Regions from separate parts of the Homo sapiens genome. Here all the other regions are linked to region 1. The links are chromatin loops, found by intact Hi-C in ENCODE. Cell type or tissue: B cell. All regions are shown on one strand.

Evidence for each region. Peaks named below come from ENCODE experiments on the same cell type or tissue, not always from the same donor. Only the 100,000 strongest peaks of a DNase experiment are listed, where the experiment ranks them.
Region 2: a loop joins it to region 1, with 9 times the contacts of the local background. A loop is called at or near these places in 2 of 110 quality-filtered maps.
Region 3: it touches region 1 in a loop (8-fold over the local background); 3 of 110 quality-filtered maps call a loop at or near these places.

The regions. Positions count from the first base shown.
Region 1 is chr10:1,420,011-1,422,510 of GRCh38, forward strand. The region is part of intron 1 of ADARB2 (adenosine deaminase RNA specific B2 (inactive)); the gene reads right to left. Among named protein-coding and RNA genes, the nearest start is that of ADARB2-AS1, 110 kb to the right of the region's middle. In B cell, CTCF peaks have their summits at 1,046 (motif pointing right) and 1,249; a DNase peak (open chromatin) is centred at 1,051; H3K4me3 peaks cover 566 bases; H3K27ac peaks cover 361 bases.
Region 2 is chr10:1,576,457-1,578,956 of GRCh38, forward strand. The region is part of intron 1 of ADARB2 (adenosine deaminase RNA specific B2 (inactive)); the gene reads right to left. Among named protein-coding and RNA genes, the nearest start is that of ADARB2-AS1, 51 kb to the left of the region's middle. In B cell, no CTCF peak of the experiment used is centred here; a DNase peak (open chromatin) is centred at 1,115.
Region 3 is chr10:1,487,604-1,490,103 of GRCh38, forward strand. All of the region lies in intron 1 of ADARB2 (adenosine deaminase RNA specific B2 (inactive)), which reads right to left. Among named protein-coding and RNA genes, the nearest start is that of ADARB2-AS1, 38 kb to the right of the region's middle. RefSeq lists an enhancer at 1,476-1,525 and a silencer at 1,668-1,834. In B cell, a CTCF peak has its summit at 1,387; DNase peaks (open chromatin) are centred at 1,688 and 2,402; H3K4me3 peaks cover 359 bases; H3K27ac peaks cover 1,031 bases.

The sequences.
Region 1 (2,500 bases):
TGAGAAGATAAGTAAAATAAATATTGTAAAGTCAATTTTTAATAATCTGTGGCATGAAATTTAAGCACAAGAGAAAACATTTAGCAATTAAGCAGGAACATTCGGTGCATGATTAAATGTGAATAATAATACATATTTAAAGGCCTCATAACTTACCTGCTAGCAGGAAATATTTAAAGTTCTAATCTACTACACAGCACAGCTCATGCCGTTTCTTTGTTTAATGAGCTCTTGCCTTGTGATTTTCATGTTTGAGCAGTTACTTTGTAAGTATTTTTACATGGACAGCTACGTGTAAGGCTGACAAAGAGTAGCACAGACAGATATGTGGTGGGGGATTGTCAGGCCAGCGCAGCCACGGAAAATAATATGATCAGATCCTTCATCATGCTGGTAACCAGTGGTTGGCTGTATTCATCTAATTATTGAGACAGCACATTCACATCCGAGGGATTTTATTATAAGAGGTTTATAAAATTTAGAGTTGAAGCTGATCTGTCTCTATCTACCAAATAGAAGCTGGACTCAGGACCATGGTTTTTCATGATGAAGAATCAAATCCTTGATAAATGATGGCAGGTCCTCATCTTCCAGAAAGAGGGAAAAAAAAAAAAAAAAAAGGCAGAGGAAAGGAAATAGCTCGGCTGAGAAACAGAGAGCGAGTGAGCACAGCGCTGACAGAGAGGGAGCCGCTGCCTGCCGCTGAGAACACAGGCTCTGCACCCAGGGCACAGAAGCAGGAGAAGATGTAATTCTCGAGGACCACATTGATTAACGCCCGCCCAGGGCTAGCCACAAATTAGAGCCCCGTCCTGAAAGAAGCAGTGCTATGTCTTGTAAGGCATGCTTCCAAAGGAGCTTGCATTGCACACACCCCGGAGCAAACCGGCAAGTAGAGAAGACGGACACTTCCCAATGAAAGCGAAATGTTCCTGCCTGCCCTGCGCCGCTCGGTTCTCCTTCCTCTCTCTGCTCTCACAGGGTGGTGTTACACCTCCACTGCTCTCCATCTAGTGTGTTTGTGCAACACTCGCCTCCAGGGGGAGCTCGAAGCTCTCCCGCCCTTCACCTCTGATCAGAGCACTGATGTGAGTCAGGTCCCCAGGATGGTGGGGGCACCGGCTGGAGGAGGGCGGGGGCTCCTTCAGACCTGCCTTGATTAACCCGGACCAAAGGGGCCCTCTGCACTGGAGCGTTACAGTCAAAGCACAGCCTGTGCACCTGCCCGTCGGTTCCATAGTGTTTGTCTGCTGCTTGGTTTGTGGGACAGGTGGCTGGTCAGGATCTGCAGGACCTAACCCCACCCACGCTCAGCTGTGAGGAGATTAAAGGGTCTCAGTGTCTCAGGGTCAGGTTCCAGGCTGGCTTCTTGCGATTTCACAGAAGTCACTAAATCTTTTTGGGTAACAATGGGCTTACTCCTAAAAGCAGTGGGAGGTTGGGGGTCAGGGAGCAATTTGAACTTATTCTTCTCTAGATTCTCTTTCATTACAGAGTCTTATTCACATTGAATAAATGTTTATTCATACCTACTGTGGGCCAGACACTATCCTGGGCCCTGGGACTATAGCAGTGAACAAAGTGGACAAAAATCCTGCCTTTATAAAATGCACATGCTGAGAGTTAAGACTCACGATGCTCAGATGGGGCTGCTGTTGTGGAAGTCAGGAGAGTCCACGCTGTTAGTGTTGACTGTTTGTTTTGTCCTTTCCATTGTAAGATTCACCCCATTGCCTCCTAAAGTGAACCCCAGGGCAGGGAACATGTTGACAGGGAGGTGGTCTAATCTAAATCCAGTTAGAACACTCGGAGAGCTCCTAGACTGAAACAGGGAGAAGGAAGCACATTTTGGATGATTGTATTTGTTCCTTGATGGGTCTGCTGAGGAAGAGCTATGTACCCATTGCATGTGCTATTTCCATCTCAGGTTATTTGAAGAGAATACAGAGGAGAAGCAGCCCCAGGTACCTACTCTAGTGGCAGAGTGGCAGGCTTGAGGTGCCTGCATCTGAAAGCTGCTGTGAGTTAGGGAAGCCCCCACCAAAAGGCCCAACAATGGGCAACATCCCCCATCAAAGCCATGGACATATCCCTGGCAACAGACTTGGCTCTTAACTTCCACGAGTTTTTAAGCCAAGGTTGGCAAGAGGAATAGAACGGGGACGTCAAGGTACATCAAAGGAAAGATTCAAAATATATGGAATCCATGAGGCCACATAGGATATTTCACAGCTTTATGCTTTTCTGATAAATCCTGGAAGACTTAATATAAGGTCAGGAGTTTTCAGTGCTCTGATTCGGTAAATTTATTTACAGAGACAGCTGTCCGAGGGTGGAATAAGGACTCGGGAGTGAGAGGGAGGCACTGTCAACACTTTCAGGCCAGACCAGCGGCTCACGCTTTGGAGACCGGGGCTGCAGGTGAGGGCACAGGTGGACCTCAACCCACCTGGACACTCCACCAGAGGGGAAGGCACAGTGAGAGGCAGTGCCCTGTGGC
Region 2 (2,500 bases), 160 kb after region 1:
GACTTCCTGCAAATACGGTAGCAGCAGTTCATGCTATGGTTCTGTGGTGCTGGCAGGAGCCGAGAGGACTGAGGGTCCCGTGAACTGCAGGTGGGACCCCAGGGATAAGCAGTGCTAGGTCTGTGTCTCCATCCAGCGATCTTCGGTCTCAAGTGGGTGAGGGGCACTGTGCAACCCCCGTTTGGAGACAGGTGATCATCAGTCTGTAGTGAGCGGAGGGGCGCTGTGCACCCTCCAGTTGGAGATGGAGCAGCTGTGTTTCCTGAAGCTTTGAGCCCTGAAACCCACATCCCCAGGGTCTCTCAAGGAAAGGCCCTTGGGGACAATGGCTGCAAAACACATTGAAGGTGGAGGATGAGGAGGGGCGTGTGGACTTCGTCAAGTGCGATTCAGTCTGCTGTGTGGCCCTGGGGCAGCAGCTGCTTGCCCTCTCCAAGCCTCAGTTCCCCTTCTGGTCTTGGAGGCAGTGAGGTGTCTCCAAGGGGCTGGGGCTGGGTGACAGCGGGCCTCAGGCTCTGGGTAGGTTGCTGGCCCGGGGAGGCTCAGCAGGTGCAGTGGTTGCTGTCCCCTTGGGTTCCCATGGCTGATTGAACAGATTCAGTGCAGTTCTCACGAAGGACCCTCCAACTTTCTCCACCTTGTAGAGCCCTAGGCCTGGGGTGGCTCAGACACAGCAAGGAAAGAAGCCCAGGTGCGCTCTGGTGTAAGGCCATCCAGAAGCTGCAGTGATACCCTCATGCACACAGGTGGTGGGTGGAAAGAAGCTCAGGTGCATCCTGGTGCAAAGCTGTCCCGGAAACTGCAGTAATACCCTCATGCACACAGAAGGTGGATGGAAAGAAGCTCAGGTGCATCCTGGTGTAAGGCCATCCAGAAGCTGCAGTGATACCCTCATGCACACAGGAGGTGGATGGAAAGAAGCTCAGGTGCATCCTGGTGTAAGGCCATCCAGAAGCTGCAGTGATACCCTCATGCACACAGAAGGTGGATGTTGTTTATTGAAATTAGAATCTGATCAGGTCTCCTTTATTTGGTCTGGTGACTCTATCCAAAAGCAGTGGGGCTTGTCCCCAGACTAGCACTGACGTCATTGAGACCAGGGCCTCCGACCAGGGCTGGCAGCTGTGAACGTGCCAGGCTGTACGAAGGCCTTGTGGCTGTGGCTGGTGAGGGTGGTGCCCAGGGGACGGTGGGAAAGGACGGTGGGTGGAGCGAATGTGCAGCCCCACCATCCCTGCCGCACACGACACACAGGGAGCAGCCCAATGTGCTGCATGTGAGCTGTGTCCCCCAAAGTCCCATGCTGAAGCCCTAACCCCCAGGACATCAGACGGTGACTGTATTTGGAGATCGGGATCTTCAAACAGGTAATTAAGATAAAATGAGATCATTAGGATGGGCACAAATCCGATCTGCCTGGTGTCCTTATAAAAAGAGGAGATGAGGACACAGACACAACCAGAGGGACAACCCTGTGAGGACACAGGGAGAAGACAGTGGCTGCAAGCCATGAAGAGAAGCCTTAGGCAGAGCCAGCCCTGTGGACACGCTGATCTCAGACTCCAGCCTCCAGGACTGTGGAAGCAGGAAAGTCAGTTGCTCCAGCCACCCCATCTGCGGGGCTTCTTTCAGCAGACCCAGCAAAGCAAGGCGGTGTGTGCTGTATATCATTTATACCTCTTCACCACCCCATAGGATGGAAATTTGAACGAGGTGAACTTAAGGGGTTCCCAGCACTTCCCGCAGCGGAACAGATGGCACGTGCAGAGGCAGGAGGGCCAGGCAGCAAAAAAGAGCAGGTGACAAAGCATGAAGTCACACTCATCCCTGTTTTGAATACACATTTAAAAATATTGCGTTACTAAAATTTTCTTATTTTTCTTTAATGAGTTCATGTTAATTGTGACATTTTTAAATTAAAAATATAAACAACTTAGTTTCATTTTATCACTGCAAGCGACTTTGAAACCTGCGTGAGGCTTTATTTCTAGGACAGACTTGAGCTTGAACAAGTCACTGGCAGTAGTGAGCTGGGAGCTGTGCTGGTGCAAAGGCAGCCCCGCCTGTGAGTGCTCGGCTTCCTGGGGCCCTTGGCGTGGGTCTGGAGGCTCCCCTGGCAGCCGTGGGTGCTGTCGGGCCGGGTACCCAAATCCTTGGCTGAACCACTGTTCTCCATGAGCTCACACTGTGTACCATGTTACCCCAAACACACACACACACAGAGAGAAGTGTGTGCACACACATGCTCATGCACACTCACACAGACTCAGGCACACATTCACGCCGCACACAGGTACCTATGTTTATACACACAGGTACTCGTTTACAGACATGTCCCCCCCATATATGCACACACACGCATATACACACACCTACAAACACCACCAGCACCCACAGGCCCACACTCATGCATTCTCCCTGGGGCCCTGGGAGAGCTTCCCCATGCGCCTGGTGAGGCTGGGCGCTGGGGTCTGGGGTGGGACACAGAGGAAGGATGCCG
Region 3 (2,500 bases), 68 kb after region 1:
ATATCTGACTTATTCCTAAAGTGTAGTTGGAATAAAGCAGGAAGAAAAGAATATAGACATTTGGGAACGGACATGGTTTAGGGAAAAAGTTTAGGTATTACAAAATGTGCAAAAAGATGTTTGTTTTGCAATTTATGTTTTCAGGCTGGTGTGAACTAAATACAGATTGACAGCTCTGAAGAACCAAGAGTGGTCAGAAAAACAAAAGTGTGGTGGTAGCTCTTCACCTACTGGGAGTTAAAAACACGTGCCGCGGGTGTGAGGAGAGCTTGGCATGATTCCACAGAGGAGGAAGAAAAAAGGAAACAAACAAACAAACAAACAGATGAAAGGGAATTTGTTGAATTTACAATGAATTAGAGTCTTTCCATTGTACTAATTTAAAAGTTAATATATCAGCTTCAAATTTTTCATAAATTGTGGTAATTTCCAAGAAGGTCATCTACATGTTTCTTGGTTTGCTTTGAGAAAGCACTCAATATAAAGAATCCATTCCATTACTTTTTATGTATTAAAATCTCTCTTAAGCATCTGACTATTTCATAATTTATAAGCTAGTGTAGACTTTTGAGGCAAGCATTTTCTTTGAAAAGATACAGACATTATCTCAGATTTGGCAAAGAAAAAAAAAAAGGATGTACAAACATCCTACAGTTGGCACTGCCTTTTAAAGCACATCCAAAAATGACCCACAGCAAAGTGACAATGGTAATATTTGCTCACATCACATGAGCAGGTCTGAGTAGCCAATGACCTGTGTCTGGGTTGCTGGTGTGATGTATTACAGTTTCTACAATTTGCTGCAGGCAGAAATCTTAATTAAGGCCTTTCCTAAAGAGTGACCTTCAGGGAGGGCATTACTGAATTGGTGTGAAAATAGACAAGTGGCCAAATTGCCCTGGTGGGACGGTGGAGAACTTGGATATCTCTCTCCCACCAAAGAATGGGCTGTGCTGGATATAGGCCAGGCTGCAGGATCAATGATCAATGATCAATGAGCCCTGCACCCCATGAAATAGCCTAACACTGGGGAGACGTGAAAGGGAGGACTTTTCTTTTTGGCGAATGCACGTCCGCTCCTCACACTGGAATATTCTGCATCTCCCTGCATGCATGTCTTCTCTGTGAATTCTGGGCCTGCGCGAGTCTGAGAAGAGCAATGCTCCCTAACAGCATACGTGTATCTGTGTTTCCTCGGGGGAAAACGCTCGCATATCTGCGGTCCTTGACGATATCGTCTGACAGGTTTTAGAAGGAGATGGTTTCTTCTTGGTCAGCAAACCAGGATGAGATGGGAACACATTCCGATCTGATCAGGGAGACCTTATACAGTGTTTGCCCTCCTTTTTGAGAGAAATTGGAAGGCATCCTCCACTAAGGTGAAGATGGATTGTGCAGCTTCAGGGGGCACAGGCTCCTGGCCGGGTGCCAGCAAGCGCGACTGCGCACCTCGGATCAGTGAGGCTTGCTTCTGCCAGATTTCTCGCGGCTGTGTGAAGTATTGCAGCCAAATGTCTCTCAATTTGCTCATTTCTTGGCCAAAGTTACTCCCTGATACTTAAACTCTAAGACATTGATCAACTTCTCATGCACTTGTGGAGGCCCACGGATGCATCTGACCTTCCCTTTCAGCAAGGCGTGACCGTGCCTCTCTGGGAGCTTCTGCACCGGATGCACCTGACCTTCCCTTTCAGCAAGGCGTGACAGTGCCTCTCTGGGAGCTTCTGCACCGGATGCACCTGACCTTCCCTTTCAGCAAGGCGTGACCGTGCCTTTCTGGGAGCTTCTGCAATCAGGGCAGTGGATCTACCCAAGTCGTCTGGTCACAGTTCTCAGTATCCTCTGATCTAACATTTTCCTGTGAGTCCAGAGGAACAAATACCTTCACAGCCGCCACTTAATGTGTTGCCCATTAGTAGCGGATCCGCAAGTCTCGAGCTTTCTGTTTGCATTAGCGGAAGAAAAACAACAAAGTCAATCTCAGAGTTTTTTAAACCACTGGGAAAACTATAAAGATGGCAAATGCTTTTGAGTAACAATTATTAGGCAGAAGACACCACGGTTATTTCAACCTGCCTGGTCTTTAGGTAAGACGAACTCTGAACTTCTCAAACCAGCACTTTCTGAAGCCTAGAAGAAGAATATGTAAGGAAGAAGAGACTCCAACACAATTGTATACAAGAAATGCTGGATGAGGGATCCTAATAATTAGCATATTAGGATCAAACACTCTTGGGTGTCTCTCTTGGGTGAAATATCTGGTGAGCCTGAATGAGAGGGGGTCAAAATACTGTGGGATATTTAAATTAAAATGTCTCCATACACCACATACTTTCATATCATGAGGGTCTGTCTAGGCAAGCTGCTGCTACAGGTGCACGGACAACAAAGACCTCAGCCTTGCAGCTGACTGACAATTTTGTGATAAACAGAAGCACACGTTAGCTGTCAGGTAAGTGAGCCTGTGCAAGATGCTGTCATCAGAGAATACATGAAAAAC